Linked DNA regions of Homo sapiens: region 2 is linked to region 1. The links are chromatin contacts, found by Hi-C or POLR2A ChIA-PET in ENCODE. All regions are on one chromosome and are shown on one strand. The core of a region is the stretch at or near the end of the contact, and the rest is flanking DNA. Distances in the headings are between cores, read along the strand shown.

Region 1 (5,459 bases), core at 2,773-5,272:
AAAAAAAAAAAAGAAAGAAAAGTTAGTGAAGTAGAATGGCATTATTTCTCAGCTGTTGTTACATAGATGCAGAAAATAGGTCCAGCTAGCGGTCTTCAAACTTTTAAAGTGATGCACCCCAGCAGTTATTAAATGTTTAGCCCTCTCTCCAATAGAGAAATGACTATTTATTTATAAACACTATGCATTTAGAATTCTACAACTCCAAACACTGCAATAGCTCCCATTTTCACACAAAGTAAGAGCCAAAGTCCTTACTAGCCATAAGAGCCCACCCTAGAGGAACCAGCTTCCTCTGACTTCCCCTACTCCCCTCAATATTCCCAGCTTCCTCTACTCCCGTCAATATTCATTCTGCTCCAGCCAGCTCTGGTCTCCCTGCCTCTTTCCCCACATCAGTCCTGCTCCCACCTTTGCCCGTCGCTCTGGCTGTTCCCTCTGCCCGGAAGCCTCATCCCCTGGAGTTCTGCAGACCTCACTCCCTCACTTTGTTTGAGTCTGCACAATTGTCACCTTCTCAATGAGGACAACCCCTGACCACATATGTAAAGTTACCACCACCTCCCTTCACTTCCACATCCCTTTCCTCATTTTTCTTTTTTACTGTGATAATTTATTGTATCAGCCAGACGCAGTGGCTCATGCCTGTAATCCCAGTATTTTGGGAGGCCGAGGCAGGTGGATCACCTAAAGTCAGGAGTTTGAAACCAGCCTGGCCAACATGGCAAAACCCCATCTCTACTAAAAATACAAAAATTAGCTCGGTGTGGTGGCGCGCACCTGTAGTCCCAGCTACTTCAGAGGCTAAGGCAGGAGAATTGCTAAGGCGGAGGTTGCAGTGAGCCAAGATCGTGCCACTGTACTCCAGCCTGGGTGACAGAGTAAGACTCTGTCTCAAAAAAAAAAAAAAAAAAAAAAAAAAAAAAACATAATTTATTGTATCTATTAACTTATTCTTTCTAATACACTATGTAATTGTTTTAGCTTATTCAGCCTGCTATAACAAATTACCATAGATTGGGTGGCTTTATTTATTTAATAGACAGGATCTCACTCTGTTACCAGGCTGGAGTACAGTAACATGATCCTGGCTCATTGCAGCCTCAACCTCCTGGGGTGAAGCAATCCTCCTGCCTCAGCCTCCCAAAGTGCTAGAATTACAAGCATGAGCCTCTGGCATGGCCTCTGGGTGGCTTAAAAAACAAGAATTTATCTGTCACAGCTCTGAAGGCTGAGAAGTCCAAGATGAAGGCACTGCCAAATCCAGTGTCTACTGAGGACCCACTTCCTGGTTCATAGCTGGCCACCTTCTAGTATCTTCACATAGCAGAGAGCAGAAAGCAAGAGCAAGCTCTTGTGTCTCTTCTAATAAGGGCCCTCATTCCATTCATGAGGCCTCCACCCTCATGATGTAATCACCTCTCAAAGGGCCCACCTCCTAATTCCATCACACTGGGGGTTAGAATTTCAGCATATGATTTTGGAGGGGCACAAACATTTAGTCCACAGCAGTAATGTAACTACTTATATTTATTATTTATTGTTTTTCCCTTCCTGCTAGGATGTAAGCCCCAAGAGGACAGGGGACTTTGTTTTATTTACCAGTATATCTCAGCCCATAGAACAGTGCCTGGCACATACTAGGTACTCAATAAATATTTATTGGCCGGGCGCAGTGGCTCACACCTGTAATCGCAGCACTTTGGGAGGCTGAGGTGGGTGGATCACCTGAGGTCAGGAGGTTAAGACCCGCCTGGCTAACATGGCACAACACCATCTCTACTACAAATACAAAAATTAGCCAGGTGCAGTGGTGCACCTGTAGTCCCAGCTTCTCAGGAGGCTGAGGCAGGAGAATTGCTTGAACCCGGGAGGCGGAGGTTGCAGTGAGCCAAGATCATGCTACTGCACTCCAGCCTGGGCGACAGAGCGAGACTCTGTCTCAAAAATAAATAAATATTTATTGAATTAAGCAATTGAATGACTAAATGAATTAATGAATATTTTATCTACATGAAACTCTGGGCTAAGCCCAGAAAGGCAATTATGTTTTGGTAGACAGTTCTAGTTATCAGCTGGGCCTGGCGGCTCACACCTATAATCCCAGCACTTTGAGAGGACGAGGCTGGAGGATTGCTTGACCTCAGAAGTTCTAGACCAGCCTGGGCAACATGGCAAAACTCTGTCTCTACAAACAACACAAAAAAATTATCCAGGTGATGTGGCACATGCCTATGGTTCCAGCTACTCAGGAGGCTGAGGTGGGAGGACTTCTTGAGCTTGGGAGGCAGAGGTTGCAGTGAGCCAAGATAGTGCCACTGCATTCCAGCCTGGGAGACAAAGGAAGACTCTGACTCAAAAAAATAATAAGAAAAAGAAAAAGGTTTTTTGTTTTTGGTTTTTTGTTTGTTTGTTTTTTTGAGACAGAGTCTCACTCTGTCACCCAGGCTGGAGTGCAGTGGTGTGATCTCAGCTCACTGCAACCTCCACCTCCCGGGTTCAAGAGATTCTCCTACCTCAGCTTCCGGAGTAGCTAGGACTACAGTTGCGCGCCACCACGCCCAGCTAATTTTTTTTTTATTTTTAGTAGAGACAGGGTTTCACTATGTTGGCCAGGCTGGTCTCGAACTCCTGACCTCAGGTGATACACCCGCCTCGGCCGCCCAAAGTGCTGGGATTACAGGAGTGGGCCACCACGCCTGGCCTGTTTTTTTTATTATTATTTTTTTTTTTTGAGACAGAGTCTTGCTCTGTCGCCCAGGCTGGAGTGCAGTGGCGCGATCTTGGCTCACTGCAAGCTCTGCCTCGCGGGTTCACGCCATTCTCCTGCCTTAGCCTCTGGAGTAGCTGGGACTACAGGTGCCCGCCACTACACCCGGCTAATTTTTTTGTATTTTTAGTAGAGACGGGGTTTCACCGTGTTAGCCAGGATGGTCTCGATCTTCTGACCTCGTGATCCGCCCGCCTCGGCCTCCCAAAGTGCTGGGATTACAGGCGTGAGCCACCGCGCCCGGCCTGTTTTTTTTTTAATGAAAGTTCTAGTTGTCAAGATCCTGTCTCTTTCTTCCATGGAATTGAATTCTCAGCAGGGCTGAATTTTTTCAGAAAGAAACGCTACCTTTCCAAGCCTCCCTTGTAGCTTAGGTACGGTCACGTGACTTTGTTCTGGCCAATGGGATATAAATGGAAGTGTCAAGCCTCGGGTGGGTATCTTTGCTTTCTCTTTGTTCTTTTCTCCATCTTGCTGCCTGGAACTTGGATGCCGCCATCTTCGGCAATGAGGTCATTTGACTCTGCAAAGCAGAGAACCAAGAAAGAAGCAGCTTGGAGCTGGGCGCAGTGGCTCACGCCTATAATCCCAGCACTTTGGGAGGCTGAGGCGGGCGGATCACGAGGTCAGGAGATTGAGACATCCTGCCTAACATGGCGAAACCCCGTCTCTACTAAAAAGTACAAAAAATTAGCCGGGCGTTATGGTGGGCGCCTGTCGTCCCAGCTACTCCAGAAGCTGAGGCAGGAGAATGGCGTGAACCCGGGAGGCGGAGCTTGCAGGGAGCCGAGATCGCGCCACTGCCCTCCAGCCTGGGCGACAGAGCGAGACTCCATCTCAAAAAAATTAAAAAAGAAGCAGCTTGGGACCAAGGAGAGTCATTGAAGCCTTAGACTACCTATGTAGTGTTTAATTGAGAGAAAATACGCATTTATCTTGTTTAAGGCACTGGTTTTTTGGCTGGATGTACATAATAGACTTTTTTTTAACCAGGAATAAAAATTAAGTTAGGCTTTTGTTTAACTTCAGTGTGCAATTGGCAAGCCCTTCTCCAACCCCCATGTGGCATAACAATCCTTTCTAGCTGCTTTAAGTTGCTGAGCCACCAATTTCTATTATTCCTGGAATCTGAGTCATCTATACTCCCTGTGTTATTACACATAATATGTTATTATGACTTTAATCAAGGAAATATTTTTTTCACTTGATATATTAGTCACATAGCTCCTGGATTGTCAGAAACAGCCAGGAATGCTAGCTAGTATTGCATCATTTTATCTGTTATTTCCTGTGGGGAGTGGCTTAAAATCAGACCAGCCAAATCTAGGCAGGAACTGGATCTTGCTTTCATTAGTTTCTGCAATTATTTTCAGAAGGAATCAGTTTCCAAGGCAGAGGAAGGAATAAATACTATTTGCTTGGTTTTACTACTGAAGTTGTGTAATTTACATAACAGCAAAATTACAGCTTAGAATTCTAAGTAGCAATTATAATGTTTAAAAAAAGACAAAACTTTGCACTTAAGCAATAGCAAAGAGTGGAAAATGTTAAATAAACTTCACACAAAATTTAAATATTTATTTAATCTCATTTGCCTGGAGGGAAAAAAAACCACATTCTTTAGCCCTAAAATTGAAATAGAAGAGAACTCTCACAGACAGTAAATTCAATTCTAAAAGCCCCAACGCGGCCGGGCGCGGTGGCCTACACCTGTAATCCCAGCACTTTGGGAGGCCGAGGCGGGCAGATCACGAGTTCAGGAGTTCAAGACCAGACTGTCCAATATGGTGAAACCTGTCTCTACTAAAAAATACAAAAATTAGCTGGGCATAGTGGCACGCACCTGTAGTCCCAGCTACTTGGGAGGCTGAGGCAGGAGAATCGCTTGAACCTGAAGGCAGAGGTTGCAGTGAGCCGAGATCATGCCACTGCACTCCAACCTGGGCCACAGAGTGAGACTCCGTCTCAAAAAAAAAAAAAAAAAAAAAAAAAAGCCCCAATACAGGAAAATAGATATGGAAGGAACTCAAAAACTCATACAAATAAGGTGGCAAATGAACTTTCTAAGCCTAATGATACATGTGATGTCACCCAAACAAAACAAAAAGCTAATTAGGCATTCTTGTTTTTCCCTTAAAGCCAATCTTTTTTTTTCTCCTCTTGGATCCATCCAGTGAGGTTTTATAACCCTCCTATTTGCCCTAAAGCAAATGGGCATTAAAACCATATTTTAATATTAGGTAAGTTATTGGTAAACAATCTTTGGTCCTAAAAAAGTGAAACTGTTCTTCATTCAGTGCATAAGGATTGAAAAAAGTCTTGGATTAGGAGATCAGTTTAATGCCTATCAAATCACTATGGAAAATGCTTTGAGAAACTCTGGCAGTGCCAGTTTCCCCAAAGTGAGGAATGGCTGCAAGGTGTGGTCTGAAGATTATTATTGTCCATAAGCTAGATAATTTAGATGGTGCATGGATGTGGCATTAAATAATGCTATAAGGCCTGGTGTGGTTGCTCATGCCTGTAATCCCAGCACTTTGGGAGGCTGAGGTAGGAGGATCGGTTGAGTCCAGGAGTTTGAGACCAGTCTCAGCAAATGGTGAAACCTCATCTCTATTAAAATACAAAAATTAGCCGGGCATGGTGGTGCGCACCTGTAATCCCAGTTTCTTGGGAGGCTGAGGCAGGA
Region 2 (5,718 bases), core at 2,469-4,968, 320 kb after region 1:
CGGCAGGTGGAGGTTGAAGTGAGCTGAGATCGCGTCACTGCACTCCAACCTGGGTGACAGAGGGAGACTCCTCTCAAAAGGAAAAAAAAAAGAAATTTAAGTTTAAATCTATAATTCTCAGTGTTCCTTACCCCAAGTATATGTTATTTTGAGATATTAGCTAATTGTGTGAGAAATGCTATTTTTCATTTTGTTTTCTTATTTATTTTTATTTTTATTTTTTTGAGACAGAGTCTTATACTCTCTTACCCAGACTACGGTGCAGTGGTGCCATCACAGCTCACTGTAGCCTTGACCCCTCAGGCTCAGGTGATCTTCCCACCCCAGCCTCCCAAGTAGCTGGGACCACAGGCATGCGTCACCATACCTGGCTAATTTTTGTATTTTTTGTAGAGAGAGGGGGTGTTACCATTTGCCCAGGCTGGTCTCGAACTCCTGGGCTCCAGCAATTAGCCCACCTCAGCCTCTCAAAGTGCTGGGATTACAGGCATGAGCCACTGCAGCCAGCCCTGTTTTTCATTTTTATCATAGGATTTTAGAATTTTTTTTCTTGTTTTGTAATGTTCAGTAGTACAATACAATATTTATACAAAGATCAATATATATAGATGGAAGGTACTTGGAAAACTTTTCCTGCTGGGCGTGGTAGCTCATGCCTGTAATCCCAGCTACTCTGGAGGCTGAGGCAGGAGACTTGCTTGAACCCAGGAGGTAGAGGTTGCAGTGAGCTGAGATCATGCCACTGCACCCAGCCTGGATGACAGAGCAAGACAGTCTCAAACCATAATTGGGATTATTCCACATACTTTGGTCTGTGAACTGTCATTTTTCATTTACTGAGTTGTTTTTTTTATGAGCGTGTGAGTTTGTGATTTATTTTTCTACACACAACATATATACACAGGATGCACTCAGTTCATCAGTACTGACTGCCAGAGAGCGTTCTTCTTACTTTCTGCATCCACAGAAAACAGATACAAAGTTCAGTTTATGTTCTCTTGTTTTTTTTTTTTTTTTTCTGAGACGGAGTCTCGCTCTGTTTCCCAGGCTGGAGTGCAGTGGCGCGATCTCCGCTCACTGCAAGCTCCACCTCCCGGGTTCACGCCATTCTCTTGCCTCAGCCTCCCAAGTAGCTGGGATTACAGGCGCCTACCACCATGCCCAGCTAATTTTTTGTATTTTTGGTAGAGATGGGGTTTCACCATGTTAGCCAGGATGGTCTTGATCTCCTGACCTCGTGATCCGCCCGCCTCAGCCTCCCAAAGTGCTGGGATTACAGGTGTGAGCCACCGAGTTTACATTCTCTTGAGGAAGAATTTTTTTTGTCAGTGTGGTTTTCTCTGGGACATGGAGCCTACTTCATTTTTTACTCATTGAAAAAACTTTCTGGTATTTATGAAAGTTTTTTTTGCAGAAAAAATAAATCATACGGCCAAGCACAAAGACAAAACATTGAATTCACCTGTATTCATATCATTCGGCAGTAACCAGTATTAACACCTGGGTGGACAAAACGCCAAATGCTCTGCCTTTGTGTGTCTGGATAGATGCGTTCTTTATTTCTCTCTGTCTCTGTTTTCTTTTCAATGAGAACCCATCATATTCCTTTCTTTTTTAACTAGAGTTGACCACCAGAATTGCCTGTAAAGTTTTAAAAATATAAATATAAATATATGCCTGGGCTGTACGGCATTCTTTGGGTCTGGATCTTAAGTATGTATATTTTAAAAATGTTTTTTTTTGAGATGGAGTTTTCGATCTTGTTGCCCAGGCTGGAGTGCAGTGGTGTGATCTTGGCTCACTGCAACCTCTGCCTCGTGGGTTCAAGCGATTCTTCTGCCTCAGCTTCCTGAGTAGCTGGGATTACAGGTGCCTGCCACCATGCCAGCTAATTTTTGTATTTTTAGTAGAGACGGGGTTTCACCATGTTGGCCAGGCTGATCTCGAACTCCTGACCTCAGGTGATCCGCCCGCCTCAGCCTCCCAAAGTGCTGGGATTACAGGTGTGAGCCACTGTGCCCGGCGTGTATATTTTAAAAAATCTTTATTGGTTATTCTGAGAAGCCTTCCTGGTTAAGAACCACTGCCAGAATAACACTATTTAACTTCCTTCTTTTCACTCATGTCAAGGTTTTTAATGGTTTCATAACACAGTCCAGACTAGAGTAAGACAAGTGAGGAACTCACATAGCAAATTTAACCGGGTGCCAAAAAAAAAATAAATAAAGCAAATCATACTTTGGTGAAAAAAAATTTTTTTTTTTTTTTTGAGACAGAGTCTTGCTCTGTTAACCAGGCTGGAGTGCAGTGGCGTGATCTCAGCTCACTGCAACCTCTGCCTCCCAGGTTCAAGCAATTCTCCTGCCTCAGCCTGCCGAGTAGCTGGGATTACAGGCACCTGCCACCACGCCCAGCTAATTTTTGTATCTTTAGTAGAGACTGGGTTTCACTCTGTTGGCCAGGCTGGTCTCGAGCTCCCGACCTCAGGCGATCCACTCGTCTTCCCCCAAAGTGCTGGGATTACAGGCGTGAGCCACCACACCTGGCGCAGTGCAATATTTTAAAAACTCAAGCGCAAAACATTCGTGAAGAACAGTATATTGAAATTTTAAATGAAGGCAAGATCCAACCTTGTGCTAGCACAGTTCAGTTGCGCTAACTCACCCTGGTCCTAAGCCCTGGATTTATAGTTTCAGTGGCTGTCAGGCTTCTCATTATTGGGGCTGGATTATTCTTTGTCATGGGAGGCTGTCCTGTGCCTTGTAGGAGGTTAAGCAGCATGCTACAGATTTCTATAGTACCCCTGTCCCCTCACAGTTGTGACAACCAATTATGTCTCCAGACATGACCAAATGAGGGTCAAAATCATCCAAGTTGAGAATGATGATGATATATGGGTACATTTAAATTTATTGACTTTGTGTTGCAGATGATGTCTGCTCTAAAACAGTAAACATTGGATTTACTTAGTCACTTAATCAGCCTGTGGCTCAGCTGATTCATTTGGAGGTAGTAGCTCTGAGCCTGTCTCTTTGATGGTGGCCCTTTGAGGTGAGTGAGTCATCAGCTCTGAGCTTTTTTGATGTGGCAGGTTAGTTAGGGTTATCATAACAGAAATTCTTTATCTTTAATAGTGTATTTCTGGCTGGGTGCAGTGGCTCACACCTATAATCCCAGCACTTTGGGAGGCCGAGGCGGGAGGTTGACTTGAGCCTGGGAGTTAGAAAACAGCCTGGGCAATAAGAGGGAGACCTTGTCTCTACCAAAAAAAAAAAAAAAAAAAAAAAGCTGGGCATGGTGGTGCACGCCTGTGGTCCCGGTATTCAGAAGGCTGAGGTGGGAGGATTACTTGAGCCCAGAAGGTTGAGGCTGCAGTGAGCTGTGATCATGCCTCTTCACTCCAGCCTGGGCAACAGAGTGAGACCCTGTCTCAAAAAAAAAAAAAAGTGTATTTCAGTCAATTGCAACCCATTCCTAATATCCATTAATAGTATGAATGCCCATATGTGGTGAAGTTTTAACTGCATTTGGAAAGAAAACTGGCATTCCTGGTGACTCAACGTTTAATTTTTGTATTAATCTTTTCTGTAATAACAGGCTGGAGTTCTTGTCAGGAAATGGCCCTAGCTGTGGATTACTAATGGGAAAGGGAAGCCTATTTTCCCTGCCTTGGTGTCTCATTTATTGGCTGGGATGCTATAAATGACTCAGGGGCTTTATAGGATTCGAGACACCCGCCCAGGGGCCCAAGTCAGGGCCCTTTGTATTTGGAGATCTTAATTCCTCTCCCAATAGTGACCTGTGCTTGGTTCTGAAGTCACTTCTGACCTCGTGTGGAGCTGTTCTGCCCTCCCTCCCTCCATAAGGGGACCAGTGGTTTTTCCCCAGGGCAAAAAGAGTCATAACCTGCCTCTGTGGATGCCACATCTGTTTTTGTTTTCCCCTGGTATTTTTTAAGTAAGAAGAAATGTGTGTAGGTTAAAGGGCCTATGGGGAGGAGGTTAGAGATAAACACTGTACAATGTGAAACTCTTCCATATGGGGAATGTGAGGATGTTTGAAGGCCAGGCCTAAGACAGGCATCATCCAAACACAGCCCCTGGTCAGTTTCAGTGCCTTAAGGATGTATGCGCATGACCATTTGGTGTGCAAATGAGACTTTATTTAACAATTAAAAGAAGCAGTTTCAGCACCAATGAGTATTTCCTCTCCTTCCTGGAACATTTTAGTAGGAAAGGTGGGAAAGTATTAATTTAAGAGAGAAAGATATGTGGGTGGAGGCATTGAACCTGTGGCCTGTGATGTTGGTCAGGCTATCATAGTAGTCTTCTAATTCATTCGTTGTCAGATGGTCTCCTGAGTGAGGCCTTTGTCAACATCTGACCGTCTGTGGTTCTCTTTTTGCCTTGCTTGGGAATTGTTTCACCTGGAATACAAAATCCCATGGCTCTGTGTTATCCCATGTTTGAAATATTAGTGGAAGCATTTGACTTTTGTAGATATGAAAGCAGATTGCTTTACAAAATCCAGAAGTTCATGAAGGATGCCCTCAGTACAGCTTTTCATTTAAATCCGTGGATACTGAAACTTGCCAACCACAGTAATTACTTTGTCAAAGGTCTTGTTATTGCGCCTAATGTTAAATAACGATTTGGTCCAGGTGCTGAGGAATGCGGACAGAAATGAAGACACGTGTTCGTGGCTAGAACCTAAATTATAGAATTTTTTAAAAAAAGGGTTCTCGATTTAGTCTCTCCAATAGAGAACCTTTCTGTAAATCTTTTCTTTATAATTTTAGAGTTAAATTCTTTATAATTAAAAGCACTCGGCAAATAATGATTCATTTAAACCGGAGTTCTGATTCATTACTCTAATTATTGTTACCATGCAGTGCCCTTTGGCCTGGAAGTGAAACTCGTGTGCTCCTGACACCAGAGGTTAACAGAGCAGGAAGGCAGAGCGCTGTGTCCCCGCAGTGACCAGAATAATTTAGTAATTGTCTAATTACCTGAGGAGTCTAATGCTAATACTAAAAATAGTATTAAAAAATTAAGTGAAAGTCATTTTCTTGTTTCTTGTAACCCATCTGTTCTCTATTTTGGGCAATCGGGTGTCATGGGTGTAAAGTGCGACTCATTTTAAAGGATCAGATCACTTCTCTCCTGTTGGATAAATATGTTTTTAATAGAATGTAGAATCTGGTAACTCCATACACATTTCTAGCCTCCACAATTCAGTTGGCTGTGGATTCAGTAAGACTGTTGTAGGTGACCCCTTGTCTAAATCTGTGATTTAAAATCTGAAACTGATGTCGATTTCATAGTTGTTACTTCTTGAAAATGAAAAAAAATGCATGTCAATTGAGGACTCCCTACCACCACCTTGGGACTATTAAGTTATTAATTTAATTGTTCAGCAAATATCTGTTACATACCAGACACTGCCCTGGATACTAGGAATACAGTGATGAGTAACTCACTCAGGTGAGCCTTCTGTTTCTATGGTCTAATGAGAGGGAACCGTCAGGTAAATAGGCCAATTTAGACAATGAAGAGAGTAACACACAGGGTGTTGCCAAAATGTGACTTGCAACGGGAAGGCAAGTGGAGTGCCATGAACTGGGGGGCCCAGGAAGAGCCTCTTTGAGGAGGTAAAGTTGAATTGAGGCCTGAATGATGAGACTGAGCAAGCCAGCCCTGCAGTGAGCTGGGGGATGGG

The links. Hi-C counts contacts between places; a loop is a spot of excess contacts on that map. ChIA-PET counts read pairs that join two places held with the same protein, here RNA polymerase II (POLR2A). Pooled maps may share reads with other maps.
Region 2: a loop to region 1 is called in a map of PC-3, with 2.2 times the contacts of the local background. The contact joins two enhancer-like sites. A Hi-C loop is called at or near these places in 1 of 168 maps with a recorded cell type or tissue (PC-3) and 1 of 50 pooled maps. POLR2A ChIA-PET finds 5 or more read pairs at or near these places in 3 of 52 experiments (Caco-2, H1 and HEK293T).

The regions. Positions count from the first base shown.
Region 1 is chr20:51,983,719-51,989,177 of GRCh38, reverse strand. No RefSeq gene overlaps it. Among named protein-coding and RNA genes, the nearest start is that of LINC01429, 120 kb to the right of the region's middle. Within about 2 kb of position 4,022, at least 6 of the 41 ENCODE cell types and tissues checked have a DNase peak (open chromatin) inside an H3K27ac peak, as active enhancers do.
Region 2 is chr20:51,659,096-51,664,813 of GRCh38, reverse strand. All of the region lies in intron 13 of ATP9A (ATPase phospholipid transporting 9A (putative)), which reads left to right. Among named protein-coding and RNA genes, the nearest start is that of ATP9A, 110 kb to the left of the region's middle. Within about 2 kb of position 3,718, at least 8 of the 41 ENCODE cell types and tissues checked have a DNase peak (open chromatin) inside an H3K27ac peak, as active enhancers do.